5 separate regions of the Homo sapiens genome follow, and all the other regions are linked to region 1. A link is a contact called in ENCODE Hi-C or POLR2A ChIA-PET data. All regions are on one chromosome and are shown on one strand. The core of a region is the stretch at or near the end of the contact, and the rest is flanking DNA. Distances in the headings are between cores, read along the strand shown.

Region 1 (6,024 bases), core at 1,489-3,988:
ACAAGAACAAAACTCAGACTCAAAAATAAATAAATAAATAAAAATACAAAAATTAGCCAGGTGTGGTGGTGCACGCCTGTAATCCCTCTACTCAGGAGGCTGAGGCAGGAGAATCACTTGAACCTAGGAGGCGGAGGTTTCAGTGAGCCGAGATGGCGGATGGCACCACTGCACTCCAGCCTGGGAGACAGAGTGAGACTGTGTCAAAAAAAAAAAAAAAAAAAAAGAATATTAGGCCAAGTGCGGTGGCTCACATCTCTAATCCCAGTTCTTTGGGAGGCTAAGGTGGGTGGATCGCCTCAGCTCAGGAGTCTGAGACCAGTCTGGGCAACATGGCGAAACTCCGTCTCTACCAAAAATACAAAAAAATTAGCTGGGCATAGTGGCGCACATCTGTGGTCCCAGTACTTGGGAGGCCGAAGTGGGAGGATCGCTTGAGCATGGGAGGTGTCGGTTGCAGTGAACTGAGATTGTGCCACTGCATTTCAACCTCGGTGACGGAGGGGGTGAAACCCTGTCTCAAAAAAACAATAAAAAACCAAAACCAGAAAGAGCCGGGTGCAGTGGCTCACACCTGTTATCCCGGCACTTTGGGAGGCCAAGGCAGGTGGATCACGAGGTCAAGAGATGGAGACTATCCTGGCCAACATGGTGAAACCCCCTCTCTACTAAAAATACAAAAAAATTAGCTGGGCGTGTTGGCGCGTGCCTGTAATCCCAGCTACTCAGGAGGCCGAGGCAGGAGAATCGCTTGAACCTGGGAGGCAGAGGGCAGAGGTTGCAGTGAGCCAAGATCTCGCCACTGCACTCCAGCCTGGCGATGCAGTGAGTCTCAAAAAAAAAAAAAAAAAAAAAGAGAAAGCCACTGCCCTTGACTACCAGTGCTGCAAGGAGTTTATACACAAGCACATGGGTGGTTTCAGTGAGATCTCAGTGTGTCATAATTAAGTGCCCTAGGAGGGGCTAGGATTCAAGTTGGCCCAGGGGAGACTTAGACGTAGGGGAATGGCCTGTGAGCTGTTCAGTGTGGACAGGAGTGAAGAGGGTTGGTCACAGTAACCTTGAGTCTAGATTAGGGCAGAAGGGCTAATGCTTGAAACAAACATTCTGCAAGAGCCCACTCTGGGCAATGTTGGATACACACTGATCTCTGAGACAGTCTTGGTCTCTTCCTTTACTGTGTTTCCTGTGCAGTGGGGGAAACAGACCTGTCACCAGACAGTAATAGATGAAAATGGTTAGGGCTGTGAAGGGGGAGGCATTGGTCAGAGTTATTAACACCGACTGATGGGGAAGACCGGGAATTAGGAATACCAAGCAGCAAGTTCCAAGCTAGAAACCAAATAAGAAAGGGCTAGTTCCAGCATTAGGTTTACGTCTCAGAAAACGAAAGCCGAACCCTCAGCAGGATTTGCCTGAAACACTCTCACAGACTGAGGTGGACCCAGGATTCAACTCTCAGTCAGGCATTTTTCTCACTTACCAATGCATACAATTGCCAAGTTATATGGCATACTGGAACCCAAATTCAGGAGGCAGCACAATCCCCTATGAGAGAGGAGGGGCTGGGAGCCAGATGTCTCACAGCTGTCCAGTATACTAGCTAATATACGGATTAGGATCTGTGCAAAGCTCTTTTCTTGCAGGGTCATTTTTTTTCTTTTTTCTTTCTTTTCTTTTTTTTTTTTTTTTTTGAGACGGAGACTTGCACTGTCGCCCGGGCCGGAGTGCAATGGCATGATCTCGGCTCACTGAAACCTCTGCCTCCCGGGTTCACGCGATTCTCCTGCCTCAAGCCTCCCAAGTAGTTGGGATTACAGGCACACACCGACATGCCCGGCTTTTTTTTTTTTTTTTGTATTTTGAGTAGAGACGGGGTTTCACTATGTTGGCCAGGCTGTCTCGAACTCCTGACCTCATGATCCGTCTGCCTTGGCCTCCCCAAGTGCTAGGATTACAGGAGTGAGCCACCGCGCCCGGCCGCAGGGTGATTTTAAGGCCTTTATGGGCCCAAGTTGCATTATAAAATGTTATATCCCAGATTCACTGGAATATGTACGATGAGAGCAGGTGGCATTAATATCTTGCAGTAATGAACTAATTGGTAAAAACCGTTTTGTTTACATTAAAATGGTTCAAAAGCCAGCGACACAGCGATGATTGTTTCCATTTAGCAGATGTGGATACTGAGGCACAGAAAACGGTCAAGCCTTCTGCCCACAGTCACCAGAAAGGAGGAAATTCAAGTCTGGGGTTGTGTGGCTTCAGAGCCTGAGCTCAACCATGACGAGCACACTGAAAAGGAAACCCCTCCTAACTAACTCCCGCTCCGGGGTCCTTTAAGAGCGTCAGAACCCAGAACTGAGTAAAACAAGATCAAAGCGTATGTAAATACGGACTAGGGGCTGCCGGGAAATAATCACTACGGCTAGGCCCTAGGGAAAGCAGACGTCGGAGTCCTAGTGCGCCTGCGTAGCCCCATCTCGCCTTTCCGCCCCACGGCCTAGCGAGGCCCATCTCTAACCCACACAGGCCCAAAGTTGTCTAATGTGCGCAGGCGCCCTGCTGTGAGCCCGCCTCCTTCTCTGCCCTGCTCTTGCGCTCTCGCTCTCTCAGAGTTCGTCTCTGGCTCTTTGTACGTCACTTCCTGTTTGTGGCGCGAGAGGGCGGTATTTCCGTCCAGAGGGTGGGAGGGGGCGGTAAGCGGGGGCTGGGGGGAGGGGGCGGGGGGGGCCGCGCCGTGCTAGCCGTTGGGCCTGCCTCGGAGGAGGCGTCGCCGCCGCCGCTGCCGCTGCCGGCGCCGTTGCCGCTGCCGGGAAACACAAGGAAAGGGAACCAGCGCAGCGTGGCGATGGGCGGGGGTAGAGCCCCGCCGGAGAGGCTGGGCGGCTGCCGGTGACAGGTGAGTGCGCCAGCGCGTGTCCCCGAACGCCCCCCCCACGATGGTCGCGTCCGGGCCCCCCGCGGTGCCGCGATGGGCTGTACCACCCGTGCCCGGCGGGGGGACCGCGGCCCTCGAGCCCCTCCTTCAGGAGCTGAGTGGGGGTGGCCGAGCGGGGGCGGTGGGACCAGCCTCGGGGGGCCGGGGCGGTGGCGGCGGGCCATACCACTGAGGCGGTGGGGGGAGCGCTGCAAGTTTGCGGGACGGGGAGCGCAGGCCGCAGCGTGCGCGGGCCGGGGGCTGGACCTTTCGGGCGCGGCGGGCAGATCGAGCCTGGCGTGCGCGGGCTAAGCTATCGAGGGGGCGCGCCGCATCAAGTGTAGAGGGCTGTACCTTTTTGGCGCTGTGGAAGCCGTTGCTGTGCTGTATTTACAGGGGTGGGGGCTTCTGGGGAGGATGCTTCCCCAACTGTGGCTGGGTTATATCACCACGGCGTTGGGGGAGCCCTGCTTAGAACGTAGGGGAACCCAAATCAGAGGACTGTGATGTTTGTGATCTTTAAGGGACTGGGACGGGGCGGGACAGGCCCTAGTGGGTTTTAGGGGCGTATTTTGGGAGGACTGTGATGCCGATTGGTGAGGAGGGGTTTCTGTTTCCTGTATTTGACGTGTGTGGCGTTGGGGGTTTACACTGATCTCAGCCTTTATTGAACTTCTTAACGACTCTGGAGGGAACGTCATGGTTACTGGGGTGCTTTGGACCATGGAGGTGCTGCTCTGGATTCCATTACCCTCTCAGATTATTTACCAGGCAGTAACAGTTCTTTCCTTCCATAGGGGAGGGAGGAAAGCTGTGTTAGAAGTCACTGAAGTTGTCTGAGCCTTAACATTCTGAAGAGGAAGAGGGATTGGGCTTGGATTTGAGGAGCCGTGCCCCTGCACCCGCTTGTTAAAACTTGGGAGGAAGGAGTGTTTGGGGGAACACCTCTTCCCCCCAGGGAAGCTCTCTGGGGGCATCTTGATCTTGGGATTGTGAGGACCTCTTCCTCTCATTTGGAGACCTCTTGGGGCTCAGCAAGACGCCTGGGCTGGAGTAACTAGAGCCTCCAATGGGCTGCTTTTCAACTTCATCCACTCCTACCTTCCCAGAGAAGCAGCAGGAGTTCACTCGTGGGCTGAACTTGGTTGGCAGTGGATGTGAAGGGTCCAGGAACCAACGCAGACCACTACATGCTCCTCTGTCGCTGGCCACGAAGCTGTTTGTGTCTCCCAGTTACCAGCTCGGTCACACATCATGTTTACACTCCCCACCAAGGCAGTAACAGTTGGCCTTGCAGTGAGGCCGGGAGCTGTTTTCCCAGCTGTTCCTCTTTGCATAGGCCAAGGGGACTTGGAGTGGGGGTGCCCCTGGCCCAGCCTGGCCCAGGGAGGAAGGCTGCTCTGAAGGGCTTGGGACAGTCAGATCCCCCATGGATCTGGTGTCTTATTGTGGTCTGTGGGCTGGTGCTGGGAGCAGCCAGCCCCAGAGGTCTGTGGCCAGTGTCCCTGCTCCCTAGGCCAGATCATGACCTTGGCTTGCCCTGTAGCCTTTGCTCTGGGTCTGGAGTTCCCAGAGGACTGGCTGCAGTCCCTGATTGACCCAGCAGACCTGGGCTGGTGATGTGGTCAGAGGGGGCAGATGGTTGCCCCTAGTCCGCAGCAGTGACTTCCAAGCTGACTGGCTTCCGTGGCTCGTGGTTCCTGGAGAGAAAGGTCCCACAGTCTGTGAGGCAGCGGCGACTCTGTAGAATCTTTCTCCACTAGGGGTTTGTTCCTCTGGTCCTCTCCTGCCAGCTTTTAGAGGGTTTGCCTGATGGGGCTAACAGTGGCAGTGAAAACAGTAATCATGAAATTGATGGCTGACAGTAACTGAGTGCATTCTGTGGGCCACACACTGTTTGGAATGCTTCATATAGATAAACTTGCTGAATACTTGAATTCTAGAGCGGTAGGCGCTGTTGTTATGCTCTCCCTTTTAGATGAGAAAACAGCATCTCAGAGAGGCAGATCATTTCCAGAGCTAGTGGATGCCCAGTGTTTATAGCATTCACCCCATGCCAGGCGTGTGACAGGGCTTTTGTACATGTGATCTCACTTAAGTCTCAAAACATACCTGTGGTTAGGCCTATTTTATGGAGAGCTACGAGCTAGTTAGAAGTGTGATACCATTTTACAGATGAGGAATCATTTCACTCACTGTGAAGTGCAAAGATTTCCCAGAGGTCTCATAGCTGAAGTGGGAGAGGTGTGATGTGAGCCCTTGGCCAACCTTGGCCTCAGATCGTCTTGTCAAGGAGAAACTGGAGGAGTGGCTTTTGTCTGTGAGCATATACTCTGCCCAGCCCTGTGCTTTGGGCTTTATATGGTATTTGTGTCCTTTTTTGCAGAGTCCGAAATTGAAGTTCAGAGGAAGAATTGCCTTCCACCGCATCTTATCAGACCCTATGGGTGCCAGGGTAGGATTTGAACCCAGGTCACTGAGCCCCTAGTGCCATGCATTCCTTGCTCACCAGGTTCCAGGCTGGGTGAAAGGAAGGAAAGACATAGGATAGAGTCACCTCTGTCCTCTGTCCTCTACCTATAGAGGTGACTGTCCTATGTCTTTCCTTCCTCTTACCCCTGAGCCTCAGGCTGCCCTGAGCATCTCTGCCTACAGCCAGTCCAGCATTTCTTGGTCCCTCCTCAGAGTGGAGGCAAGGCATCCTTTAACCCTGGGCAGGTGTGTGCTGGGAGAAGAAGACAGCAAGAGAGCCATGCAGGGGGTGACACAGCTACCAGGGACCTGCGTTAGCTAGCAGCAGGACGGTGAAGTCGGTTCTAGCTCTGCGACCTTGGACCACACTGTTCACTCCCATACAGTGGTCTCAGAAGGACGTCCACCTTGGGCTGTTGTGAGGATTAAATGAATTAATCCACGAGAAGCTCCTAGAATGGTGCCTGGTACTGTGTAAGTCTTGGTTGGCAGTCATGATTATGTTATGGAACGGAGGCATCCAGCCTCCCCCACCCCCTACTTTTGGTCCCCTCGAGCATTCCGGGATCCAGCTCCCCAGCCTGGCCCAGCTAGGATCCAGAACTTCAATGTTCTGGTTTCCAGCCTCTGTA
Region 2 (6,024 bases), core at 2,628-5,127, 950 kb after region 1:
GTTCCAGAAAGAGAAAACAGCAAGTGCAAAGGCCATGTAGTAGGATCATTCACAGAACCACAAAGGGGCCAGCATTGCTGGAGTGGAGTGAGCAAAAGAGGGCAGTGAAGGACAAGGTCCAAGAGGCAATGGGGTAGGGGTGGTGACAGATAACTTAGTATTTTAGTCATTGTTGGTGTGTGTGTGTGTGTGTGTGTGTGTGTGTGTGGGGGGGGGGGGCAGGGTCTCACTCTGTTGCCCAGACTGGATTGTAGTGGTGCGATCGCGGCTCACTGCAACCTCGGCTCACTGCAACCCCTGCCTCCTGGGTTCAAGTGATTCTCCTGCCTCAGCCTCTGGAGTAGCTGGAACTACAGCCGTATGCCATCAAACCTGGCTAAGTTTTGTATTTTTAGTAGAGATGGGGTTTCACCATGTTGCCCAGGCTGGTCTTGAACTCCTGGACTCAAGTGATCTGCCTGCCTCGGCCTCCCAAAGTGTTGGGATTACAGGCGTGAGCCACTGCGCCTGGCCTGCTGTTTGGTTTTTAGAGATAGGATCTTACTCTGTCACCTGGGCTGGAGTGCAGTGGTGTGATCCTAGCTCACTGCAGCCTCAAACTCCTGGGCTCAAGTGATCCTCCCAACCTCAGCCTCCCAAGTAGCTGGTACCTGGGATTACAGACACATGCCACCATGCCCGGCTACTTTTAAAATTTTTTTGTAGAGACAAGGTCTTGCTATGTTGCCCAGGCTGGTCTTGAACTCCTGGTCTCAAGCAATTCTCCTGCCTTGGCCTCCCAAAGTGCTGGGATTACAGGCATGAGCCACTGTGTCTGGCCCATGGGAGGGTTTGAGACCAGCCTGGCCAACATGGTAAAACCCTGTCTCTACTAAAAATACAAAAATATGGCTAGGCGCGGTGGCTCACACCTGTAATCCCAGCACTTTGGGAAGCTGAGGTGGGCTGATCACGAGGTCAGGAGTTCGAGACTAGCCTGACCAACATGGTGAAACCCCGTCTCTACTAGAAATACAAAAATTAGCTGGTTGTGGTGGCGCACACCTGTAATCCCAGCTACTCATGAGGCTGAGGCAGGAGAACTGCTTGAACCTGGGAGGTGGAGGTTGCAGTGAGCCGAGATTGTGCCACTGCACTCCAGCCTGGGTGACAGAGAGACACTCCATCTCAAGAAAAAAAAAAAAAAATTAGCCGGGTGTGGTGGCTCACGCCTGTAATCCCAGCTACTTGGGAGGCTGAAGTGAGAGAATCGCTTGAACCCAGGAGGCGGAGGTTGCGGTGAGCTGAGATGGTGCCACTGTACTCCAGCCTGGGTGACAGAGCGAGACCCCTGTCTCAAAAAAAAAAAAAAAGAAAAGAAAAAAAGAAAACCAGGCAAGTGTGGTGTCATGAAGACGATGTTTCAGGGAACAGGGAGTGATGGGCTGTGTCAGATGTGGCTGAGGAGGAGTGAGAATTGACCATTAGATCCAGCACCGTGGAGTGCATGGGTGACCTTGACAAGGGCATGTCAGCTGAGAGGAATACAGGTGAAAGGCTGATTGGAGAAGGCAGAAGAGAAAACTGGGAGGAGAAATTGGAGGCAGCAATGTAGATTATTCTTTTGAGAAATCTTTTTTTTTTTTTTGAGAAGGAGTCTCACTCTGTCACCCAGGCTAGAGTGCAGTGGCGCAATCTTGGCTCACTGCAAGCTCCGCCTCCTGGGTTCACGCCATTCTCCTGCCTCATCCTCCTGAGTAACTGGGACTACAGGCACCTGCCACCACGCCCGGCTAATTTTTTGTATTTTTAGTAGAGACGGGGTTTCACCTTGTTAGCCAGGATGGTCTCGATCTCCTGACCTCGTGATCCACCCGCCTTGGCCTCCCAAAGTGCTGGGATTACAGGCATGAGCCACCACGCCCGGCCTCTTTTGAGAAATCTTGCAGAAAAGGGAAGGAAATGAGTGAGCAGCAGCTGGACAGGAGATACAGTTTTATGTTTTTAAGATGGAAGAGGCCAGACACAGTGACTCACGCCTGTAATCCCTGCACACCAGGAGGCTGAGGCAGGAGGATCGCTTGAGGCCAGGAGTTTGAGGCCAGCCTGGGCCACATAGCGAGATCCTGTCTCTATAAAAATCAAAAGTAAAATTGGCCAGGCATGGTGTTGCGTGCCTATAGTCCCAGCTACCTAGGAGGCCAAGGTGGGAAGGTGGCTTGAGCCCAGGAGTTGGAGACTGCAGTGAGCCATGATTACACCGCTGCACTCCAGCCTGGGTAACAGAATGAGACCCTGTCTCAAAATAAAAGAAAAAAAGAAAAGAAAAAAATTAAGATGGAAGAAGTAACACTGCATGGAGGCTAAGGAGAAAGATCCAGGAGGCATGGGGACGTTGGTGAGACAAGAGGGAGAGAGAGGACAGCTGCAGAGATGTAGGTGAAGGGGTAGAGTCCAGTGTAGGGTCCGGGGTTTGCCCACCATGGAGGGAAGTGGGCCAGTCACAGTTGGCCTAGGACCCTGTGGAAATTGTCTTTTGTTTGCTTTTATCTTCTCACTGAAATACATATGGTTTTTGTGTGAACTACATTCCTTTTATTTCTTCTTTATATGACAGTCAGGACATTATATTGATTTTTTTTTGAATTTATGTGTGTAAGTAGGTTATATTATCTAGGAATTTTATTTCGGGATGGGAAAAGGGGGCAGTGCAAAAATACTCAATAAAAAAAATAGCCGGGCATGGTGGCTCACAGTGGCTCACACCTGGAATCCCAGCACTTTCGGAGGCTGAGGCAGGTGGATCATTTGAGGTCAGGAGTTCGAGACCAACATGGCCAACATGGTGAAACCCCATCTCTACTAAAAATACAAAAATTAGCCGGGCGTAGTGGCACGTGCCTGTAGTCCCAGCTACTTGGGAGGCTGAGGCCGGAGAATGGCTTGAACCTGGGAGGCGGAGGTTGCAGTGAGCTGAGATCGCACCACTGCACTCCAGCCTGGGCGACAGAGTGAGACCCTGTCTCAAAAAAAAAAAATTGGGTACCGGTCTGACGGGATTGAACTCCCTTGTTGTAGGGCCTCATAGGTCATTGCAAGGCTAGTGAGGTTGGAAAAGTGCAGGAAAAAAGTCACCATTACCCAGGCACTGTGGGGTTGCCCCTCTGGTCCCCATTTTGCCATTGACATAATGGGCGTCAGTCTGACCAGCAAAAGACTAAACTCCCCTTTTCCAGCCCTGCAATTCAAATATCCCAGATGGGGGTAAATCTAGGAAGGCCACCTGGAGGAGGGGAGGAGCAAAATAGTTCGTTTTTAGTACCTATTGTGTCTGCCATGCTGGCAGCTATGTGAAGCTATTTATTTATTTATTTTTATTTATTTGTATTTTTATTGCCTGGGATAGAGTGCAATGATGTGATCTTGGCTCACTGCAACCTCTGCTGCTCGGATTCAAGCAATTCTTGTGCCTCAGACTCCCGAGTAGCTGGGATCACAGGCGTGCACCACCATGCCAGGCTAATATTTTGTATTTTTAGTAGAGATGGGGTTTTGCCATGTTGGTCAGGCTGGTCTCCAACTCCTGACCTCAGGTGATCCGCCCGCCTCGGCCTCCCAAAGTGCTGGCATTACAGGTGTGAGCCACCATGCCCGGCCGATGTGAAGCTATTTATATCCTCACCACAATCTCAAATCAGAGGGGTGAAGTTACTTAGCTAGGGTCACACAGCAAGGAAGCTTTGGAACCCTGGTCTGAGCGATTTCCTGACAGGTCCTGGCAGATGAGGGGAAGGAAGGAGGGGGAGGAGCCCTCTGTGACAGTTGTCCCAGAAAGGGCATAAACAGGATGTGGTGTTGGATGAAACCTTCCTCCTACTGCACAGCCCGCCCCCCTACAGCCCCGGTCCCCACGCCTAGAAGACAGCGGAACTAAGAAAAGAAGAGGCCTGTGGACAGAACAATCATGGTCAGGGGCCAGGGGTTCTATGGGAAGAGCTGGGGCTGGGGTTGGGGCTGGGGCTTGGAGGACACCTGGGCGAAGGTCAGGCTATGGGATGGAGGTCACGGGCCGGGAAGGGGGCCCAACTGTGGTGAACAGCCCGGCTGGAAGAACAGAGAGACAGTGGCTCTGGGTTTAGGCTCAGGAAGTGGATCTCTGCACCTCCTTGAGTGTCCCCCAAGAGTCCCCGTGGAGAAGGCGGGAACCCAGCCTCTGCTCCGCCCCCCAAGCTGAGTGCCCTGGTGAGGGGTATCTACTCTGTGGGAAGGGTGCCTTTTCTCAATGTTCACAAAGGCATCAGATGGGCCGGCGCGATGCTCCTCTTCATTAGTGGATGGAGAAACAGGTTTGGGGAAGGGGTGAGGGCTGAGGCCAGGCCATTTCAGCTCTTCCTGGGTCCCTCCGGCAGTCTGACTCCCTGGTGGTGTGCGAGGTAGACCCAGAGCTAACAGAAAAGCTGAGGAAATTCCGCTTCCGAAAAGAGACAGACAATGCAGCCATCATAAGTGAGTGACATCTTCCCCCACAGAAGGATGGGAGGGCGGTGGTGAGGGCAGATAGGGAGGGCTGGGCTTGTGTCCCCCATGGATCAGGGGGAGTGTCTAATCCCTGTGTGCCACCCCTCCCCAGTGAAGGTGGACAAAGACCGGCAGATGGTGGTGCTGGAGGAAGAATTTCAGGTGATGGGCTGGGGTGATTGGGACTGGGAGGTACAGGGTGAGACTGGGAGAACCAAGTGGTTGGAACTGATATGAAGAGCCTGGCATGGGGGTAGAAAGACCTGGAGATTGGCCGAGCACAGTGGCTCATGCCTGTAATCCCAGCACTTTGGGAGGCCGAGGCAGGTGGATCACCTGAGGTTGGGAGTTCAAGACCAGCCTGGCAAACATGGTGAAACCCCATCTGTACTAAAAATATAAAAAGTTAGCTAGGCATGGTGGTGGGCACCTGTAATCACAGCTACTTGGGAGGCCGAGGCAGGAGAATCGCTGGAACCCGGGAGATGGAGGCTGTAGTGAGCCGAGATTGTGCCACTACACTTCAGTCTGAACCACAGAGCAAGACTCTGTCTCAAAAACAAAAACAAAAAACAAAAAAACAAAAAACCCTGGAGATCAAGTTCTAGCTCACTCATGACCCCCAGCAAGAGACTTTGCCTGTTTGTGTCTCTATTTCCTCATCTGTGAAATGGGGAGAATAGTACTTATCTCATAGGCTTGTTTTTACATCCAGTGATTTAATTCTTGTAATGGGTTTAGAACAAGGCCTGGCACTTAGTATGTGCTCAATAAGGTGATGATGATCTTAATAATGATGATAATAATGCTTTATTGGCATTTAAATGAAAGAGTTTCCATATAAGTTAAAAAGCTAGCCAGGCATGGTGGCTCATGCCTGTAATCCCAGCGCTTTGGGAGGCTGAGGCAGGAGGATCACTTGAGCCCAGGAGTTTAAGACCAGCCTGGGCAACATGGTAACACCCTAACTCTACTAAAAATACAAAAATTAGCCAAGCACAGTGGTGTGCACCTGTGATCTCAGCTACACAGGAGGCTGAGGTGGGAGGGTTGCTTGAGGCTGGGAGTTTTGAGACCAACCTGGGCAACAAAGCAAGACCCCATCTCGGCTGGGTGCCGTGGCTCACGCCTGTAATCTCAGCACTTTGGGAGGCTGAGGCGGGCGGATCACAAGGTCAGGAGATCGAGACCATCCTGGCTAACATGGTGAAACCCCGTCTCTACTAAAAATTCAAAAAATTAGCTGGGTGTGGTGGCGGGTGCCTGTAGTCCCAGCTACTCGGGAGGCTGAGGCAGGAGAATGGCGTGAACCCCGGAGGCGGAGCTTGCAGTGAGCCAAGATCGTGCCACTGCACTCCAGCCTGGGCGACAGACTCTGTCTCAAAAAAAAAAAAAAAAAAAAAAAGACTCCATCTCTACAAAAAAAAAAAAGGGGGTAGACCTCACCCCCCTGGTGGCCTCACTGTCTTTATCAATAACAAGAATGATAATAAGGCTTATTTCTCTAGTGTTGCGATAAGGATTTAT
Region 3 (6,024 bases), core at 1,007-3,506, 580 kb after region 1:
AACCCTTAGCAAATATTCTCCCTTCTCTCCTCCACCCCCTCCATTGGACCATGGAGTACTCACACAAAAGTGAGGATCGGTGTCCCTGTGATTATCACGCACGAACCAACAGGCAAGGAAACAGGCAGTGTGTATGGTACCTGCCAGGGTATGGAGAGTGAGTGAGAGCTAAAGGGTAAGGTGTAACCTCCCCTATGTAACAGATTCCCATGGTGCAGGAGGTTAGAGATCAAAGGTCAGACTCTGAGGCCTCTCCCCTTTCACCCTACCACAGTCAGGGCCCCATATTCCTGAAGATATGGTGGATCCATAGGTAAGAGCAATTGTTCAAGAGCCCGGATGCCTGGATTCCAGTCCTCATTTTGCCTTATACTAGCAGTGCAATCTTAGATCTATTACTTAACCTCTCCCTGCCTCAGTTTCCCCAGGACAAGGAGGACTATCAGGAATTCCTACTTTGTAGGGTGTTCTCAGTAATAGAGGAGTTAATATAGGTAAAACTTTTACCCTAATCCCTGGCATGTATAGGGTCAATTAGGGGTGACCTAACAGAACAGGGGAGTCCTCCTGAAACACTGACCTGCCTTATTTTCAACTCAGAAAATGAAAACAAGACTTGAGGGTGAAAGAATTTAAAAATTCACTCCAGTGAGAAACAACACTTGTTGAAAGAGAAAGGGAAATGACGAAAGAACAGGAAACCCCTGTGTGTGGGATGTACACGCACCACAATCATCAAGGGCAATGGACGTCCTTCCCAGAAGCGGCACACATTACTGACAGCACAGCCCCAGTACTTGCACAAATGAAGCCTGTGGGTCAGGGACATAACTGGAGGGAATGATTGATTTCTACGACGACTGCAAGTGGTTGATGATTTTTCTGTATTTTTGAGATAGGGTCTTGCTCTGTCACCCAGGCTGATATGCAGTGGTGCAATCACAGCTCACTGAAACATCGAACTCCTGGACTGCAGTGATCCTCACACATCTGCCCCCTCTTGTGTAGCTGGGGTGAAAGGTGTCTGCCACTCTGCCAGTCAGATATTTAAAGATTTTTAAAGAAAGCATATCACTATGATGCCTAGACCGGTCTCAAATTTCTGGCCTCAAGTTACCCTCCCATCTTTGCCTCCCAAATTGGTGGGATTATAGTCATGAACCAGTGAACCCAGCTGCTTTGTTGAGTAATGTCCACAGTAAGCACTGTCTGAATTCAGACAGCTTGTTCTTTCATGAGTGGAGGAACAAGTTTAGTCTCAGTTCAGACAGAGCTTACAGTGGATATTTTGTTTGATTCCGTCTCTTTAACCACGGCCTCTAATATTCTTCCCTGGCAAATCAGTATCTTCACACTCGCCTGTTCCACAATGGGAAGAACAGGCTGGGCTAGCGACAGGGAAGCTGAGCCTGGGAGGCAAAAGCCAGTGATCACTCTGTGCAGTCCCCACCTGAGGAACCATCTCTCCCATAATCTGCGTTCCTTTTCCTCACTCTTACTGGGAAGAGATATCTACTGATGATATATTTCGCTCTCATAAGTGATCTGAAACGAGTCCTTGGTAACTCACAATCCCCAAGATCCCCACCAGTTAAGCCACTTGGGATCCACATTGCCACACATGAAAAGACACACAGGTGCTTCATCAGAGGTGCTGCTGTGTGGGGAGGAACCTTCACATGCACAGAAGGCCACGTGCATGTTTTCCCTTCAATACCCAGTCACATCCCAGCACACACACCCATAGTCACACAGAGCCATGCCACTCACTGAGTTACACACACCTGCTCACTGTGCACATAAAGATGACCATGCACTGGTCTGGCTGTGCCCACACACACTCACATCACAGACAGGAAGACAAAGCACACTCACCCCCTTACACTCACTCACACACTTGCCGGTCCTGGTGGGTCATCCACCTCCCACCTAAAGTCACTTAATCTCAGCAGAGTTCACTCTCATCAGACACCACCACACCCTCACAGAGGGTTACACTGGTCCAGGGTCCACAGCCTACACCCACAATCATCTCAGATACCACAGCCTCAGGGTTTCTCTTCTACACACCCACAACTCTCGGTAATGCATTCACAGTAGGAATGCTCATATTTTCAACTCAGAAAACCTCCCCTGTTTCTTTCTTGGTTTATGTGACTTGAGATTATTGAAGGCTGTGACTTTTCAACTCACGGGTAGTGATGACATTGTTCTCTCCTTCTGGGCAGCTCTTCGGAATTGTGTCCAGTCTTCTGTGTGAATCTCTGAGTGGGATCATTTAAATGCTGCAACTCAGAGATGCCCTTTGGCTTCATGCCAGATTCCAAGCCCCTCCCAGCAAGCTTTCCGTGCAGCAGGAGAAAGACTCAGGTGTCAGAAAGAAACTCTGTCACAACCATAGATGTTTGCAGGTCTGTGTCTGTAATGCAGCAGAAATGACAGTGGGGGAGGTACCAGGCTGTGGATTGGGTTACCAGGGAAATGCATAGATAAGGATGATGGAGTGAGGGGTAGGGATTGTAAAGCCCAGCCTTTGTGCCTCTCAAGCTTTTTCTCCAGTATGCAGAATCTAGCCAGAAGGTGTACATTTCCTCAATTTGTACAATGACTAAAAATAAAAAATTGGGAATTTTGGAAAAAGACGTTAGACCTAGAAGGTAATTCTTCTCTTTGCCTTTAAAGGTTCTGGGAGGGCCTTTAAGGGTCAGATCCTTTTGACCTTGATCCTCAGGAGGATCTGGGAAGAGAAGTAGAGATAGTTCTTGCATGAACCTGCCTCACACTAGGCCCCTTGGATCTGCCAGGTGAGGGTCACTCTCATCTGTCTGTCACATACCTGGGCTCTAGCTGCATTCTCTGCTTTGTCTTGGAGTCCATGTAAAACAAAGTTTCAGAGATATTGTTTCTCCTGCAGATTCTGGGAGAAAGATGAGATTTTTTTTCTTTTTTCTTTTTTTTTACTTTTATTATAGGTTCAGGGGTACATATGCAGATAAAGTCATGTCATGAGGTTTGTGGTACATATGATTTCTTCACCTGGGTACTAAGCGTAGTACCCAATAGTTATTTTCTCTGCTCCTATCTCACCTTTCACCCTCCAACCTCAAGTAGGCTTCTGTGTGTGTTGTTCCCCTATTGGTGTCCATGAGTCTCATCATTTAGTTCACAATTATAAGTGAGAACATGCAGTATTTGGTTTTCTGTTCCTGCATTAGTTTGCTAAAAATAATGGCCTCCAGCTCCATCCATGTTCCTGCAAAAGACATGAACTCATTCTTTTTTAGGGCTTCATAGTATTCCATTGTGTATATGTATCACATTATCTGTATCCAATCTGTCCTTGATGGCATTTGGGTTCATTCTGTGTCTTTGCTATTGTGCACAGTGTTGCAATGAACATTCATATGCATATGTCTTTAAGGCAGAATAATTTCTATTCTTCTGTGTATACAGTAGTGTATACACCATTCCCAGTAATGGGATTGCGGGGTTTAATGGTAGTTCTGTTATAAGCTCTTTGAGGAATCACCACACTGCTTTCCACAATGGGTGAGCTAATTTACACCACCGCCAATAATCTGTAAGTGCTCCTTTTTCTCCACACCCTTGCCAGCATCTGTCCTTTTTTGACTTTTTAAGAAGAGCCATTCTGACTGGTGTGAGATGGTATCTCATTGTAGTTTTGATTTGCATTTCTCTAATGTTCAGTGATATTGAGCTTTTATTATATACTTGTTGGCCACCTGTATGTGTACTTTTGAGAAGCGTCCCCTGTCTCTACTAAAAATACAAAATATTAGCCGGGCCGGTGGCGGGCGCCTATAGTCCCAGCTACTCAGGAGGCTGAGGCAGGAGAATGGCATGAATGCGGGAGGGAGAGCTTGCAGTGAGCCAAGATCATGCCACTGCATTCCAGCCTGGGGGACAGAGTGAGACTTCATCTCAAAAAAAAAAGAAAAGAAAAGAAAAGAAAAGTATCTGTTCTCTGTTCTTGTCTTTTCTCGCCTTTTGTTGTTGTTTTAAGACAGGTCTCACTCTGACATTCAGGCTGGAGTGGTGTGGCTCCATCTTGGCTCACTGCAACCTCTGGCTCCTGGGCTCAGGTGATCCTCCCAGCTCAGTATCCTGAGTAGCTGGTACTGCATACCAGCTGTGCAGACCTCACCTAAGGGACCAGTACCCCCGTAGTCTGTATTCCTCTTCCCCACACTTATTGGAAAGAGACACCTACAGATCATACATTCTGCCTTTAAATTGTTCTTTTTGCCTTTAAAGATTCTGGGACAGCACTGCCCTTGATCCTCAGGATGATCCGGGGGGGAGGTAGAGAACGTCCTTGCATGAACCTGCCCCATGCTAAGCCCTTTGGCTCTACCAGGTGAGGGCTGCTCTCATCTGTCTGTCCCACACCTGGACTCTAGCAATACTCTCTCCTTTCTCTTGATGTCCATGTGAATCAAAGTTTCAGAGACACTGTTTCTCCTGCAGATTCCAGAAGAAAGGTGACATTGGTTTTTTTCTTTGTTTTTTAAACGTTTATTTTATGTTCAGGGGTACATATGCAGGGAAACTCGTGTCATGGGGTTTGCGGTAAAGATTATTTCACATCCAGGTACTAAGCCTAGTACCCAATAGTTATTTTTTCTGCTCCTGTCTCACCTTTTACCCTCCACCCTTAAGTAGGTCTCAGTGTGTGTTGTTTCCCTCTTGGTATCCATGGGCCTCATCATTTAGCTCACACTTCTAAGTGAGAACATGCAGTATTTTGTTTTTCATTTCCACATTGGTTCACTAAGGTTAATGACCTCCAACTCCATCCATGTTCCTGCAAAAGTCATAATCTCATTCTTTTTTGAGGCTGCATAGTATTCTATGGTGTATATGTACCACATTTTCTCTATCCAGTCTGTCCTTTATGAGCTATTAGGTTGAGTCCATGTTTTTGCTATTGTGCATACTGTTGTAATAAACATTCATGTGCACGTTTTTATGGTAGAATGATTTATATTCTTCTGGGTATATACTCAGTGATGGGATAGCTGGGTTGAATGGTAGTTCTATTTTAGCCATTCGAGGAACCATCACATTTCTTTCCACAATGATTAAACTAATTTACACTGCCACCAAAAATGTGTAAGTGTTCCCTTTTCTTCACAAACTTGCCAGTTTCTGTTATTTTTTGACTTTTGAATACTAGCCATTCTGACTGGTGAGAGATGGTATCCCATGGTGGTTTTGATTTGCATTTTTCTAACGTTCAGGGCTGTTGAGCTTCTTTTCATATGCTCGTTGGCCACATGTATGTCTTCTTTTAAGAAGTATCTGTTCCTGTTCTTTGTCTACTTTTTTTGAGACAGCCTGGTCTGACACCCAGGCTGAAGTGCAGTGGTGAAATCTCGTCTCACTGCAACCTCTGCCTGGGCTCAGGCGATCCTCCCAGCTCACCTTCCTGAGTCCCTGAGATTACAGGTGCCTGAGACAAGACTCAGCTAATTTTTCTATTTTTCATAGAGATAGGGTTTTGCCGTGTTGCCAAAGCTGGTCTTGAACTTCTGGACTCAAGCAATCCACCTACCTTAGCCACCCAAAGTGCTGGAATTACAAGCGTGAGCCACTGCACCCAGCCCTTTGCCCACTTTTTTATGGGGTTGTTTGTTCTTTTCTTGTAAAGTTGTTAAAGTTCCTTATAGAAGCTAGATATTAGACAATTTTCAGATACATAATTTGCAAATATTTTCTCCTATTCTGTAGGTTGTCAGTTGACTCTGTTGATAGGTTCTGTTGCTGTGCAGAAGCTCTTTAGTTTAAATAGATCCATTTGTCAATTTTTGCTTTTCTTGTGATTGCTTTTGGCATCTTTGTCAGGAATCTTTTGCCTATTTCTACATTCGGTATGGTACTGCCTAGGTAGACTTCCAGGGTTTTTATAGTTTTGGGTTTTACATTTAAGTCTTTAACCCATCTTCAGTTGATTTTTCTATATAACGCAAGAAAGTGGTTCAGGTTCAATCATCTGCACGTGGC
Region 4 (6,024 bases), core at 1,438-3,937, 530 kb before region 1:
CACTTGCCAAATCCGCTCACTCCTTCCTTCCACCCATTCTCAGCTTTGGATGCACAGAGACATTCATTCCTCCTCTCAACTCTGCTCCTATAGGCAAGTAGTGACTAAAATCCTCGTGAAGCAAGGTGGGGAGGTTGATTAATAATTTAACTTGGGACTGGGCATGGTGACTCACACCTGTAATCCCAGCACTTTGGGAGGCTGAGGTGGGTGGATCGCCTGAGGTCAGGAGTTCGAGACCAGCCTGACCAATATGGTGAAACCCTGTCTCTGCTTAAAATACAAAAATTAGCCGGGTGTGGTGGTGGGCGCCCATAGTCCCAGCTACTCCTGAGGAGAAACAGGAAAATCACTTGAACCCGGGAGCCGGAGGTTGCGGCGAGCCGAGATTGCACCATTGTACTCCAGCCTCGGCAACAAAGCGAGACTCTGTCTCAAAAAAAATAATGATAATAATTTAACAGCCAGGGGCAGTTACTCACACCTGTAATCCCAGCACTTTGGGAGATCTAGGCGGGCAGGTCACCTGAGGTCAGGAGTCCAAGATTAGCCTGACCAACATGGTGAAACCCTGTCTCTACTAAAAATACAAAACTAGCCAGGAATGCACGCCTGTAATACCAGCACTTTGGGAGGCCAAGGCGGGCAGATCAGAAGGTCAGGAGATCGAGACCATCCTAGCTAACACGATGAAACACCATCTCTACTAAAAATACAAAAAAATTAGCCGGGGATGGTGGTGGGCTCCTGTAGTCCCAGCTACTCGGGAGGCTGAGGCAGGAGAATGGCGTGAACCTGGGAGGCGGGCCTTGCAGTGAGCAGAGACCGCACCACTGCACTCCAGCCTGGGCGACAGAGTGAGACTCCATCTCAAAAAAAAAAAAAAAAGAAAAAAAATTAGGCAGGAAATGGTGGCACATGCCTGTAATCCCAGCTCCTCTGGAGGCTGAGGCAGGAGAATCACTTGAATCCAGGAGATGGAGCTTGCAGTGGGCCGAGATCGCGCCATTGCACTCCAGCCTGGGCAACAAGAGCAAAACTCCGTCTCAAAAAAATAAATAAATAATAATTATAATAATTATTATTTAACTTGGGCCAGGTTCATCGGCTCATGCCTGTAATCCCAGCACTTTGGGAGGCTGAGGTGGGAGGATCGCTTGAGGCCAGGAGTTCAAGACCAGCCTGGACAACATGGCAAGACCCTTTCTCTACTGAAAATTTTTAAATTACCTAGATGTGGTGTGGTGTGCATCTGCGGTCCCAGCTACTTGGGAGGCTGAGGTGGGATGATCACTTGAGCTCAGGAGTTTGAGGTTACAGTGAGTATGATCATGCCACTGCACCCCAGTCTGGGCGACAGAGCGAGATCCTTTCTCTAAAATAAAAAATACTGACTAGCCAAAAATAAAAAATATATAAAATGTTTAAAAGAAAAAATAATAATTGAACTTGGGAGTGGTCATTGTCTACCTCTCCACTGGGTGGCGCAGTTGAGGTGGTTCTAGGGTTTTTGTTTTGTTTTGTTTTTTGGCTTTCCTCTTTACCCTGCTGAAAAATACTTCCCTCTTTACTCAGTAGCAGGAAAAGAAAAAACAACTGGCATAATAATAGGTAACTTACCATATTGCCTACTGTGCGTCAAGTGCTGCCTCTACAAGAGCCCAGCTAAGAGCTTATGTTTTCCGCTGGGAATGTGCAGCCCAGATTCCAGCAGGGTTTGCATCCCATCTGTCACCCCCTAGCTGTGTTGCCTTGGGTATGTTACTTCACTTCTCTGTACCTCAATGTCCACATCTATAAAATGGAGATAATACTAAGGCCTGCCTCTTGGAGTTGTTAGAATTAATTGTGATGTAATGCTTAGAGTAGGGCATGGCCCATGGTGAGCTACTTACAGCCTCACTGCTTTCCCTGTGTTTACCATTCACAGCAGCCTCATGAGGCACTATTACTATCCCTCCTTTTATTTTTCTTTCTGAGACAGGGTCTTGCTCTCACCCAGGCTGGAGGGCAGTGGCACGATCATGGCTCACTGCAGCCTTGATCTCCTGGGCTCAAGTGATCCCCTCGCCTCAGCCTCCCAAGCAGCTGGGACTGCAGGCATGTGCCACCTTGCACATTTTTTTTTAAATTTTTTATAGAGATGGGATCTTGCTGTGTTGCCCAGGCTGCTCTCAAACTCCTGGGCTCAAGAGATCCTCTTGCCTCGGCCTCCGAAAGTGCTGGGATTACAGGCCTAAGCCAGCGCGCCCAGTCTTCATATCCCCATTTTAAATACCCAGAAAGTGTGGTTTGTCCAGGATCACAAAACTAGTAGTGACAGCACCGGGATTCGAACCCAAGCAGCCCAGGTCATTCCGCTCCACAGTTTAAAGCATCTTTCCCACATCTTTACATGGGTGAATCTGTGACGTCCCCAGCTGCTGTCTTCCTTTCCTCTTATGTTTTCCTCTGGGAATGTGGGGTTGCAGCCTCTAACCTCATCTTATCTCACCACCGCTCCCCATCCTGCCACCCCTGCAGGGCACCGTCTGTGCCTGGGAGAGTCGCTGGCGCGCATGGAGCTCTTTCTGTACCTCACCGCCATCCTGCAGAGCTTTTCGCTGCAGCCGCTGGGTGCGCCCGAGGACATCGACCTGACCCCGCTCAGCTCAGGTCTTGGCAATTTGCCGCGGCCTTTCCAGCTGTGCCTGCACCCGCGCTAACGCCCCGGCCCTTCCAGATTCGCCTGTGAGCGATGAGGCCCACCCATGTGGGTTGCTACGTCCCCTTCTTGGTCCACGGTCTGCCTCCATCCCTCTGGCAGTCACGCTGTCTTCCCTGCATGCTGTGCCTGCCGCGTGCCCTTCCCCCATCCCTCCAATCTGTACCCCGTCTGCAGGGCAGAGGCAGATGTGGCATGTCTTTTTGTACCCACAGAGCTTGTTCTATGGCACGCCCTTTTCTGGGCTTTTTGTATCATTTCTTAGTACATTGTAATAGATTCAAACCAGTCTTGGCTGAATTAAAGTGAGAATGAGAGTCATTTAGGATGGGGAGAAGGGAGCTGGCTGCAGAGATGGAGACACTGGCTAGTTTTGCCCTCACCTTTAGGGTGGCTAGGGTGGGACAAATTGTATCCTGGAGACAGGCTTGAAGGTAAAGGCTGCGAGGACCTGAAGCCAGTGAGGCAGAGAAACCAAGACAGAGAAAAAGATAGCAGGACCAGGCGAAGTGGCTCACACCTGTAATCCCAGCACTTTGGGAGGCCGAGGCGGGAGGATCGCTTGAACCCAGGAGTTTGAGACCAGCCTGGACAACAGAGTGAGGCCTGACTCTACAAAAAAGTCAAAAAGTGGGGCAGGAGGATTTCTTGAGTCTGGGAGGTCGAGGCTGCAATGGACTATCATTGTGCCACTGCATTCCCGCCTGGGAGACAGGAGTGAGACCCCCCCCAAAAAAAAAAAAAGTAAGAAAGAAAAAGAAGAAGACAGCAGAGAGATATCAAGAAGAAGATGACAGCAGAGAGATATCAGAGAGAATATGCAAGAGATGCAGGGCACTGCAGAGAGATGGGGAAAGCAGGGCAAAGTGAGGCTAAGATGGAACAAGCACTGACACTAAATGACACTCCCTATTTGCACACTGTTCTGAATGCCTCATTTAAGTCTCCCTACTTTGCTCTGGTTTGTTTTGGGGGCTTTTGTTTCTTTTTTCTTTCCTTTTTTTTTTTTTTTTTGAGACAGAGTCTCGCTCTGTCACCCAGGCTGGAGTGCAGTGGTGCGATCTTGGCTCACTGCAACCTCCGCCTCCCTGGTTCACGTGATTCTCCTGCCTCAGCCTCCTGAGTAGCTGGGACTACAGGCGTGCGCCACCACGCCCGGCTAATTTTTTGTATTTTTAGTAGAAACAAGAGTTTCACCCTGTTAGCCAGGATGGTCTCAATCTCCTGACCTTGTGATCCGCCCACCTCAGCCTCCCAAAGTGCTGGAATTAGAGGCGTGAGCCACCGGCAACCGCACCTACCCTGTTTATTTCTTTTATAGCCAGGGTCTCCCTCTTGTTGCCCAGGCTGGAGTGCAATGGCACAATTCAAGGCTCACTGCAACCTTGAACTTCTGGGTTCAACTGATCCTCCTGCTTCTGCTTCAGATCACCAAATAGCTGGGACTACAGTCACCGTGCCTGGCTAACTTTTTTTTTTTTAATCTTTAGTAGAGACAGGGTCTTGCAATGTTGCCTAGGCTGGTCTTGAACTCCTGACCTAAAGCGATCCTCCCACCTCATCCCCCCAAAGCACTGGGATTACAGGCATGAGCCACCACACCTGGCCACAAAGCAGTATTACCACATTTTTACAGATGAGCAAACTGAGGCTCAGAGAGGTGAAGTGAGTTGCCCAAGATCACACAGAAACAGGCAGAGCTGGTATCTAAATTCAGACTCTGAGGCTACAGACACTGCACTTCTTTTTCTTCTTCTTCCTCTTCTTTTTTTTTTTTCCTTTTTTTAGAGACAAGCTCTCACTCTGTCTCTCAGGCTGGGATGCAATGGCATAATCACATCTCACTGCAGTTTCAGCCTCCCAGGCTCAAGCGATCCTCCCACCTTAGCCTCCTGAGTAGCTGGGACTACAGGGTGCACCACAACCACACCTGGCTAATTTACTTTTATTTTTATTTTTTGAGACAGAGTCTTGCTCTGTCACCCAGGCTGGAGTGCAGTGGCTCGATCTCAGCTCACTGCAACCTCCACCTCCTGGGTTCAAGCAATTTTCGTGCCTCAGCCTCCCGAGCAGCTGGGATTACAGGCGCCCGCTACCACACCCAGCTAATTTTTTTTTTTTTTTTTTTTTTAGTAGAGACAGGGTTTCACCATGTTGGCCAGGCTGGTCTTGAACTCTTGGCCTCAGGTGATCTGCCTACCTCAGCTTCCCAAAGTGCTGGGATTACAGGCATAAGCCACTGCACTCAGCCACTAATTTTTTTATTTTTATTTTTTGTAGAGGCAGTCTCACTATATTGCCCAGGCTGGTCTCGAACTCCTGACCTCAAGTGATCCTCCAGCCTCAGCCTCCCAAAGTTCTGGACAACCTGTGCACACTACCATGCCCTACTCAGACACTGCACTTCTAACTACTACCTTTTAATTCACAAGTCAGAGACCAAGAAAGAGGCAGACACCCTTAAATACAGAGAAAAGCAGAGAAATACCGACACTAAGAAATGGGAGGCAGGGGAATTGAGAGAGAAAATGGAAAGAAACAGAGAAATGACCAGAGAAAGACAGATGAGCAATGACAATGGGAGTTCTGAGGACTGAGGCTCTCTCCCTCAATCCCGAGCCCCTCTTTTCTTTTTCTTTCTTTTTTTTTCTTTTTTTTTTTGGAGGGTTGGGGGGACAGAGTCTCACTCTGTTGCCCAGGCTGGAGTGCAGTGGCATGATCTCAGCTCACTGCAACCTCCACCTTCAGCGCTCAAGTGATTCTCGTGCCTCAGCCTCCCTAGAGTAGCTGGGATTACAGGCATGCACCACCATGCCCGGCTAATTTTTGTATTTTTAGTAGAGATGGGGTTTCACCATGTTGGCCAGGCTTGTCTTGAACTACTGGCCTCAAGTGATCTGCCCACCTCAGCCTCCCAAAGTGCTGGGATTACAGGCATGAACCACTGCACTCGGCCCTCCCACCCTCTCACTGAAATTCTCTGAAATTCTCCCCTTTGGGATGAGGATGGCAACCCCAGGCATGTACCCTCCCAACCTGGGACCCGACCTAATACCCTAACATCCTGCTGACAGTGGCTGTTCTCGCTGGGCAGGCGTCCCAAAGCACATCGAGCCAGATTCAGGCAGAGTGGAACTGGCCCCTCAGCCATCAGTGGAGGTGGCCTGGGAGGCTCTACCCTGAACGGGGTCTCCCCAAAGTGATGCAGAAACTGGGACATGCTCTGCTGAGCATGGGGCTGACTGGAGTGAGGCTTATAGGCAGTGCCCACATGGGGATTAAGATGTCAGCTCTTTAATCCCCACACTGTTCCCATCACA
Region 5 (6,024 bases), core at 1-2,500, 510 kb before region 1:
CAGGGCAGACAGCAAGAGCTCTTCTCGTGCCCTGGGGGTTGCTTGCTGGTCCCCAAGTCCTCTGCGGTCCCTAAGGGCTTGGGAAGGGACCCTTCAGGGTGGCTAGAGAAAGGAAAAAAAAAAAGGGATGTGAGAGAAACTAGAGACAGGCAGGCAGGGGAAAGCCGGGATGGTATGGGCAGGAGTGGGGAAGACGACCAGGACAGACTTGACTATAGAGGCCCCCCAAAACCTGAGGCCAAGTCGGGGAGAGGACCCTGAGAATCTGGAGGTGCGGGAGTCCGCTGACAGATAAGAGGCAGTGATAGGGAGAGGCTGGAGGCCAGGGGCTGGGTAGATGACCCTAAGACAGAGGACTGTGGTGCAGGTTGTGGGACGCGGTAACCAAAGACAGAAGAAGGAGGGCTGGAGTAGAAAAGGGTGGTGTGGAGGAGTGGGAAAGGAGGGGGTTTGGAAAATAGGAGGGACCTGCCTCGGCGTTCCAGAAAGACAACGAGAAACGTGGGGGTTCCAGGGAGAGTCAGGGTGGGGGCGGGGGGGTCAAAAGACAGAGGAAACTGGGGAGTCCAAAAACAAAGAGAACGAGGGGCCCAGAGACAGAAAAATAGACCGGAGGGAAGCTGGGAGGGAGGACCCGGGGCGGAGCGGGACGGTGGGGTCGACCCGAGCCCGACGGGAGGAAGCCGGCCGGGGGCGGACACACGCCCAGACGGAAGGGAGGTCCCGAGACTGACCGACGGGAGGGGCCCTCGGGGAGAGGGTCCGCGGCGACAGAGGAAAGGACGGAGGAGGGTGCACGCACCCGGAGACAGGACGAGAGATAAAGGTGCCCCCATCCAGGGCACCCCAACGCCCCCAACCCGGGGCAGGCCCTGAGGCCCCTTCTGAGCGCAGTAGGCGACAGGGGCAGGGCCTAAGGGCCGCTCGGACCCCCTCCCCTCCCCCTCCACTCGGCCTCCGCCCGGCGCGCGCTCCCCGCCCCCACCCCAACCCCCACAACGGCCGGCACCCAACGTAACCGGCGCGCGTCCCCTCCCCCGCGCCGCACCCACATCCCCCTTCCCGGGGTCGCCCCGGCAGGCCCCGGCGCGCGCCCCCACACCCCGCCCGGTTCGCGCCGGCGCCCCGGCTCCGGCTTAGTCTCCTCCCGCTCCCTTCTCGCCCCGCGACCTCCTCACCGAGCTTTTTCCTCCGGCCCCGGCGCCGCCGTTTGTGCCAGCCGCCCTGCGCCGCACAGCGCGCCATACCCCGCCCCCACCGCGCGCGACGCCCCGCCCCGCCTCGCCCGGTGGGCACGTGACCGCGCCCCGCGGAGGGGACGGCGCCTGCGCAGGCCCGAGCCGCGCGGGGCGGGGCGGAGCGGGGCGAGGAAGTTCGGGACAACCCCCCTACCAAGGAGAAAGGAAACAGCGGTCCGTGGCCTACACGAGGTTCATTTGCATCCTCCGCCCCGCCCCCTTTGCGCGGGAGGGGGAACGCAGTGTGAGGGGCCGGGTCTGGGAGGGGGCGTTTCTTGCATGTTGGAATCAAGTGGCGTCGGCGGGGCGGGGCACGCAAATGATGTGATTTACATGGACAGGCCTACCCGCCCCCCGCCCAGCGCGGGGCACCGAGTTCGGCAGCGCGGTGCGCGTGACTTCATTTACATGGTCAGCTCCTCCTCCTTCTCGCCGTCCAGGAACGGAGGTGAGAGACGGAGAAATGGCTACGCAGTTAGTTGAGAAATGTATGTAAATTCGCACGTCAGTAATTTACATAAGTATCTTTTATAACGGAGGCAAAAAAGTGCGGGTTGCCCTTGAGAAAAGGGAACGCGGACTAGAAGGGATGTGCAAATGTGTATTTTCAAGACCCGCTCCGGCCTGCCCCCTCGGGACGATTGTGGGAATCAGAATAAAGAACCAGGGAAAGTCTGGGCAACGGAGTGAGACCTTATCTTTACACAAAATTAAAAAATGAAACAAAAAAAAATCCACGGAACGCTACACAGAGAAGACATTTGCATGGCCAGCTGGGAACACTTTAGGAGACTAAGGAGATAAGGTCATTTTGAATGCCCTGCCCGCTCCACCATTGCTCTGGAGAGCTGGGACTCAAGGCTCCCGCCGGGTCGGTGAAGGCCGACGTGGAGATGGGAGGGCGACGAGCAACTGGGAGTGTCCTCGGGGCTGCACCAGTCCCCTGCAGGCCACCTGAGGGCGTAGGGCGGTTCGCGTGAGCACAAGGGCATGCATACTGGTATCCACACATGCGTGAGGATTGCACAAAAGCCCGCAGTCCTCAGGGCACACACAGGGTTCATGGCCACACAAGGGTGTTTCTAGTTTAGTTTTGTTTTTGAGATGGGGTCTTACCCTTTTGCCCAGGCTGAAGTGCTGTGGCATGATCATAGTTCACTGCAGGCCCAACCTCCCAACTAAAGTGATCCTCACACCTCAGCCTCCGGAATAGCTGGGACTTCAGGTGTGTACCACGACACCTGGCTAACTTTTTCTGTTTTTTATTTTTGTAGATAGGGTCTCTCTGTGTTGCCCAGGCTATAGTCTCCAACTCCTGGGCTCAAGTGATCCATCTGCCTTGGCCTCCCGAAGTGCTGGGATTACAGGCATGAGCCACCACGCCTGGCCACACATGGGTGTTTAAAAGGAGCCAAATTCACACCAAAACACACACAGACCTCGGGGTACACATGCACAGGCACACACGCAGTAGTGAGTCACTGCCTCTGACTCTCAGGCATCAGACATGCACACACCGGAGGCCCACCTATAGGTCCAAATTCCCATCCCCTGGCCTTGATGTCCCAAACAATACCAGCCTCACCAATACAATGACCAAGGCCACAGAGCAGTTACGGCTGTCAGCATCACACACAACCAGCACACATTATATCCTATAGACATCATCCCATATGCAGGTACTGGAAACATGTACACATGTCACAAACACAGGGACATCAGCGTGTTTACACACGTGAGCTTAGAACACAGATTGTCACAAACTGTCCACACAGTAACAAATTCCCTCCCTCCGCAACAGGCACCTGAGTCATCATGCTTGGTATACCCCACACCACGTCCAATCAGGAAACAAGGCCCCCAAGGCCAGGCCCAGTGGCTCACACCTGTAATTCCAGCACTTTGGGAGGCCAGCGCGGGCGAATCACCTGAGGTTGGGAGTTCGAGACCAACCTTGACCAACATGGAGAAACTCCATCTCTACTAAAAATACAAAATTAGCCAAGTGTGGTGGCACATGCCTGTAATCCCAGCTACTCGGGAGGCTGAGGCAGGAGAATAGCTTGAACCCGGGAGGTGGAGGTTGTGGTGAGCCAAGATCACGCCACTGCACTCCAGCCTGGGCAACAAGAAGGAAACTCCATCTCAACAACAACAACAAAAAAACAGAAACAAGGCCCCCAAACACCATGACACATGATTCTTCCATCAGGGACCTCTTCCATCTCCCTGCCATCTCACAATAATGGAGGCCAAGACACAGGTGTAAACAATGCTTTATGGGGGTAGGGTGGGTGCTGGACAGGCCTCCAGGTAATAAATAACAGGTACTAGCAACAGCAGGGCCAGATGGGGAGTTGGGGACAAATGACCCTGGTCTCAGGCTTTGGGAGCTCTTGGGGTATGGTTAGGGGTTCAGGGGGACAGACGTTAGCCAAGACAGAGGAAGCAGCAGCAGGTACGGGATTCCCCCTTCCCCCGTGGCTCAGTCTTGCCCCAAAGCCAGGCCCCACCAGGCCAGGGAAGGGGGACAGGTGGCAACGTAGCTTCTCCGGGGCCAGGGCAGGTTAGGACACGGCCTCTCAGAGCCTGGGCCTGGGCCCCAGCAGGGCTGGTCCTGGAGAACAGGTGAGCTGAAAGAGAAGGGTGTGGTGACCTGCAGGGTCCCCGGGGTCTGTCCAGCCGGTCTCTATCTCATTTCCAGGTATTTCCTTCCCCTCCTATCTGCATCGGTCTGTCCATACCTTTCTTCTCCCGGTTTCTACATTGTCTGATTTTCCGCCTCTCCCCTGCAGGTAATTTGGGGCTTGTGCTGAGGGTACCTGCATCTCCCTCTTTGTTTGCCTCAGAGAGCTGTCTGAGTCTGTAAAGCCACATTTCAACATCTAAATATCATGAATCTGGATGGACGCAGTGGCTCACGCCTGTAATCCCAGCACTGTGGGAAGCCAAGGCAGGAGGAATGCTTGAGCCCAGGAGTTTGAGACCAGCTTAGGCAACACCACGAAACCCCGTCTCTACAAAAACATACAAACATTAGCCAGGTGTAGTGGCATGCACCAGTAGTCCCAGCTACCTGGGGGGCTGAGGTGGGAACATCGCTTGAGCCTGAGAGGTGGAGATTGCAGTGAGCCAAGATTGTGCCACTGCACTCCAGCCTAGGCAACAGAGTGAGACTGTCTCAAAAAAATAAATAGGCCGGGCGCGGTGGCTCATGCCTGTAATCCCAGCACTTTGGGAGGCCGAGGCGGGCAGATCACCTGAAGTCGGGAGTTCCAGACCAGCCTGACCAACATGGAGAAACCTCATCTCCACTAAAAATACAAAATTAGCCAGGTGTGGTGGCACATGCCTGTAATCCCAGCTACTCAGTAGGCTGAGGCAGGAGAATCTTGTAAACCCAGGAGGCAGAAGTTACGGTGAGCTGACATTGCACTATTGCACTCCAACCTGGGCAACAAGAGCGAAACTCCATCTCAAAATAAATAAATAAATAAATAAATAAATCGGCCAGGCACGGTGGCTCACGCCTGTAATCCCAGCACTTTGGGAGGCCGAGACAGGCAGATCACAAGGTCAGGAGTTCAGACCGCCCTGGCCAATGGTGAAACCCCGTCTCTACTAAAAATACAAAAATTAGCCAGGCGTGGTGGTAGGTGCCTGTAGTCCCAGCTACTTGGGAGGCTGAGGCAGGAGAATCACTTGAACCCAGGAGGCGGAGGTTGCAGTGAGCCAAGATCACACCACTGCACTCCAGCCCGGGCAACAGAGGGACACTCCATCTCAAAAAATTTAAATAAATAAATAAATAAATAAATAAATAAATAAATAAAATGAACCTGCCTTTGTATCTTTCTGTGTCCCTCTATGTTCCTGGATCACCCTGGCTCTAAGTCTCATTTCACTGTTCCCCAAGCTGGGGAGACAACGTTAGGTTAGTGGTTCTCACTTTGGTTGTATATAGCATTACCTGGGAGCTTCCAGAAATCCTGCAACTGGCTGGCTCACATCTTTTTTTTTTTTTTTTTTTTTTGGAGATGGAGCCTCGCTCTATTGCCTGGGCTGAAGTGCAGTGGCGCGATCTAGGCTCACTGCAAGCTCCGCCTCCTGCGTTCACGCCATTCTCCTGCCTCAGCCTCCTGAGTAGCTGGAACTACAGGCACTTGCCACCACGCCTGGCTAATTTTTTTTTTTTTTTTTTTTTTGTATTTTTAGTAGAGACGGGGTTTCACTTGATCTACAGATCAAGCCAGGATGGTCTTCATCTCCTGACCTTGTGATCCGCCTGCCTCAGCCCCCCAAAGTGCTGGGATCACAGGCGTGAGCCACCATGCCCAGCCTGGCACACGTCTTTAATCCCAGCACTTTGGGAGGCCAAGGTGGGAGAAATCGTTTGAGGCCAGGAGTTTGAGACCAGCCTGGGCAACATAGTGAGACCTCATCTCTATTTATCTTTTAATTAAGAAAAAGTCCTGAAACCACTTCAGAATCTCTAGGGTGAGGCCTGGGCATCAGTATCTTTTAAAATTCTCCAGGTCATTCTAATGTGTGTCACTGCCTTGGTGGGGAAATCAGTTTGGTGGGTCTTGACCAATTTTTAAATTCAAACAGAATAGCACAGAACGGCAAATACCAGAGTGCATCATATATAATAAGAATATTCTATTGGTTGGGCAGGCACAGTGGCTCACACCTATAATCCTAGCACTTTGGGAGGCAAGGGCAAGAGAGGATCACTTGGGCCCAGGAGTTCAAGACCAGCCTGGGCAACATAGACACCATCTCT

What was found. A loop is a pair of places that touch in the nucleus more often than their neighbours do. ChIA-PET counts read pairs that join two places held with the same protein, here RNA polymerase II (POLR2A). Pooled maps may share reads with other maps.
Region 2: a pooled map shows a loop between it and region 1 (5-fold over the local background). The contact joins the promoter of GMFG here to the promoter of AKT2 in region 1. A Hi-C loop is called at or near these places in 1 of 168 maps with a recorded cell type or tissue (CD4-positive, alpha-beta T cell), 1 of 37 single-sample maps with no recorded cell type and 10 of 50 pooled maps. POLR2A ChIA-PET finds 5 or more read pairs at or near these places in 2 of 52 experiments (Panc1 and naive thymus-derived CD4-positive, alpha-beta T cell).
Region 3: a pooled map shows a loop between it and region 1 (4-fold over the local background). The contact joins the promoter of LGALS14 here to the promoter of AKT2 in region 1. A Hi-C loop is called at or near these places in 1 of 37 single-sample maps with no recorded cell type and 1 of 50 pooled maps.
Region 4: a loop to region 1 is called in a map of ascending aorta, with 2.9 times the contacts of the local background. The contact joins the enhancer-like site here to the promoter of AKT2 in region 1. A Hi-C loop is called at or near these places in 1 of 168 maps with a recorded cell type or tissue (ascending aorta), 1 of 37 single-sample maps with no recorded cell type and 5 of 50 pooled maps. POLR2A ChIA-PET finds 5 or more read pairs at or near these places in 2 of 52 experiments (OCI-LY7 and naive thymus-derived CD8-positive, alpha-beta T cell).
Region 5: a loop to region 1 is called in a map of B cell, with 14 times the contacts of the local background. The contact joins the promoter of EGLN2 here to the promoter of AKT2 in region 1. A Hi-C loop is called at or near these places in 2 of 168 maps with a recorded cell type or tissue (B cell and chondrocyte), 10 of 37 single-sample maps with no recorded cell type and 17 of 50 pooled maps. POLR2A ChIA-PET finds 5 or more read pairs at or near these places in 1 of 52 experiments (naive thymus-derived CD8-positive, alpha-beta T cell).

What each region holds. Positions count from the first base shown.
Region 1 is chr19:40,282,059-40,288,082 of GRCh38, reverse strand. It overlaps AKT2 (AKT serine/threonine kinase 2), which reads left to right and starts at 2,738. Exons shown (of 14, transcript NM_001626.6): 1 at 2,738-2,902. MIR641 (microRNA 641) reads left to right here and starts at 5,442; the gene lies at 5,442-5,540. RefSeq lists enhancers at 1,586-2,417, 3,574-3,713 and a silencer at 2,704-3,203.
Region 2 is chr19:39,333,896-39,339,919 of GRCh38, reverse strand. It overlaps GMFG (glia maturation factor gamma), which reads left to right and starts at 3,877. Exons shown (of 7, transcript NM_004877.4): 1 at 3,877-3,946; 2 at 4,389-4,485; 3 at 4,610-4,659. The coding sequence starts at 3,944.
Region 3 is chr19:39,700,713-39,706,736 of GRCh38, reverse strand. It overlaps LGALS14 (galectin 14), which reads right to left and starts at 2,256. Exons shown (of 4, transcript NM_020129.3): 1 at 2,194-2,256; 2 at 64-140. The coding sequence starts at 2,208. RefSeq lists enhancers at 2,110-2,199, 2,220-2,349.
Region 4 is chr19:40,815,399-40,821,422 of GRCh38, reverse strand. It overlaps the pseudogene CYP2F2P. Among named protein-coding and RNA genes, the nearest start is that of EGLN2, 19 kb to the right of the region's middle. RefSeq lists an enhancer at 2,700-2,909. Within about 2 kb of position 2,687, at least 16 of the 41 ENCODE cell types and tissues checked have a DNase peak (open chromatin) inside an H3K27ac peak, as active enhancers do.
Region 5 is chr19:40,794,417-40,800,440 of GRCh38, reverse strand. It overlaps EGLN2 (egl-9 family hypoxia inducible factor 2), which reads right to left and starts at 1,250. Exons shown (of 6, transcript NM_080732.4): 1 at 1,179-1,250; 2 at 1-102. RAB4B-EGLN2 (RAB4B-EGLN2 readthrough (NMD candidate)) reads right to left here. Exons shown (of 12, transcript NR_037791.1): 8 at 1-102. It overlaps RAB4B (RAB4B, member RAS oncogene family), which reads right to left. Exons shown (of 8, transcript NM_016154.5): 8 at 3,499-3,871. MIA-RAB4B (MIA-RAB4B readthrough (NMD candidate)) reads right to left here. Exons shown (of 10, transcript NR_037775.1): 10 at 3,497-3,871. RefSeq lists silencers at 913-962, 1,113-1,472.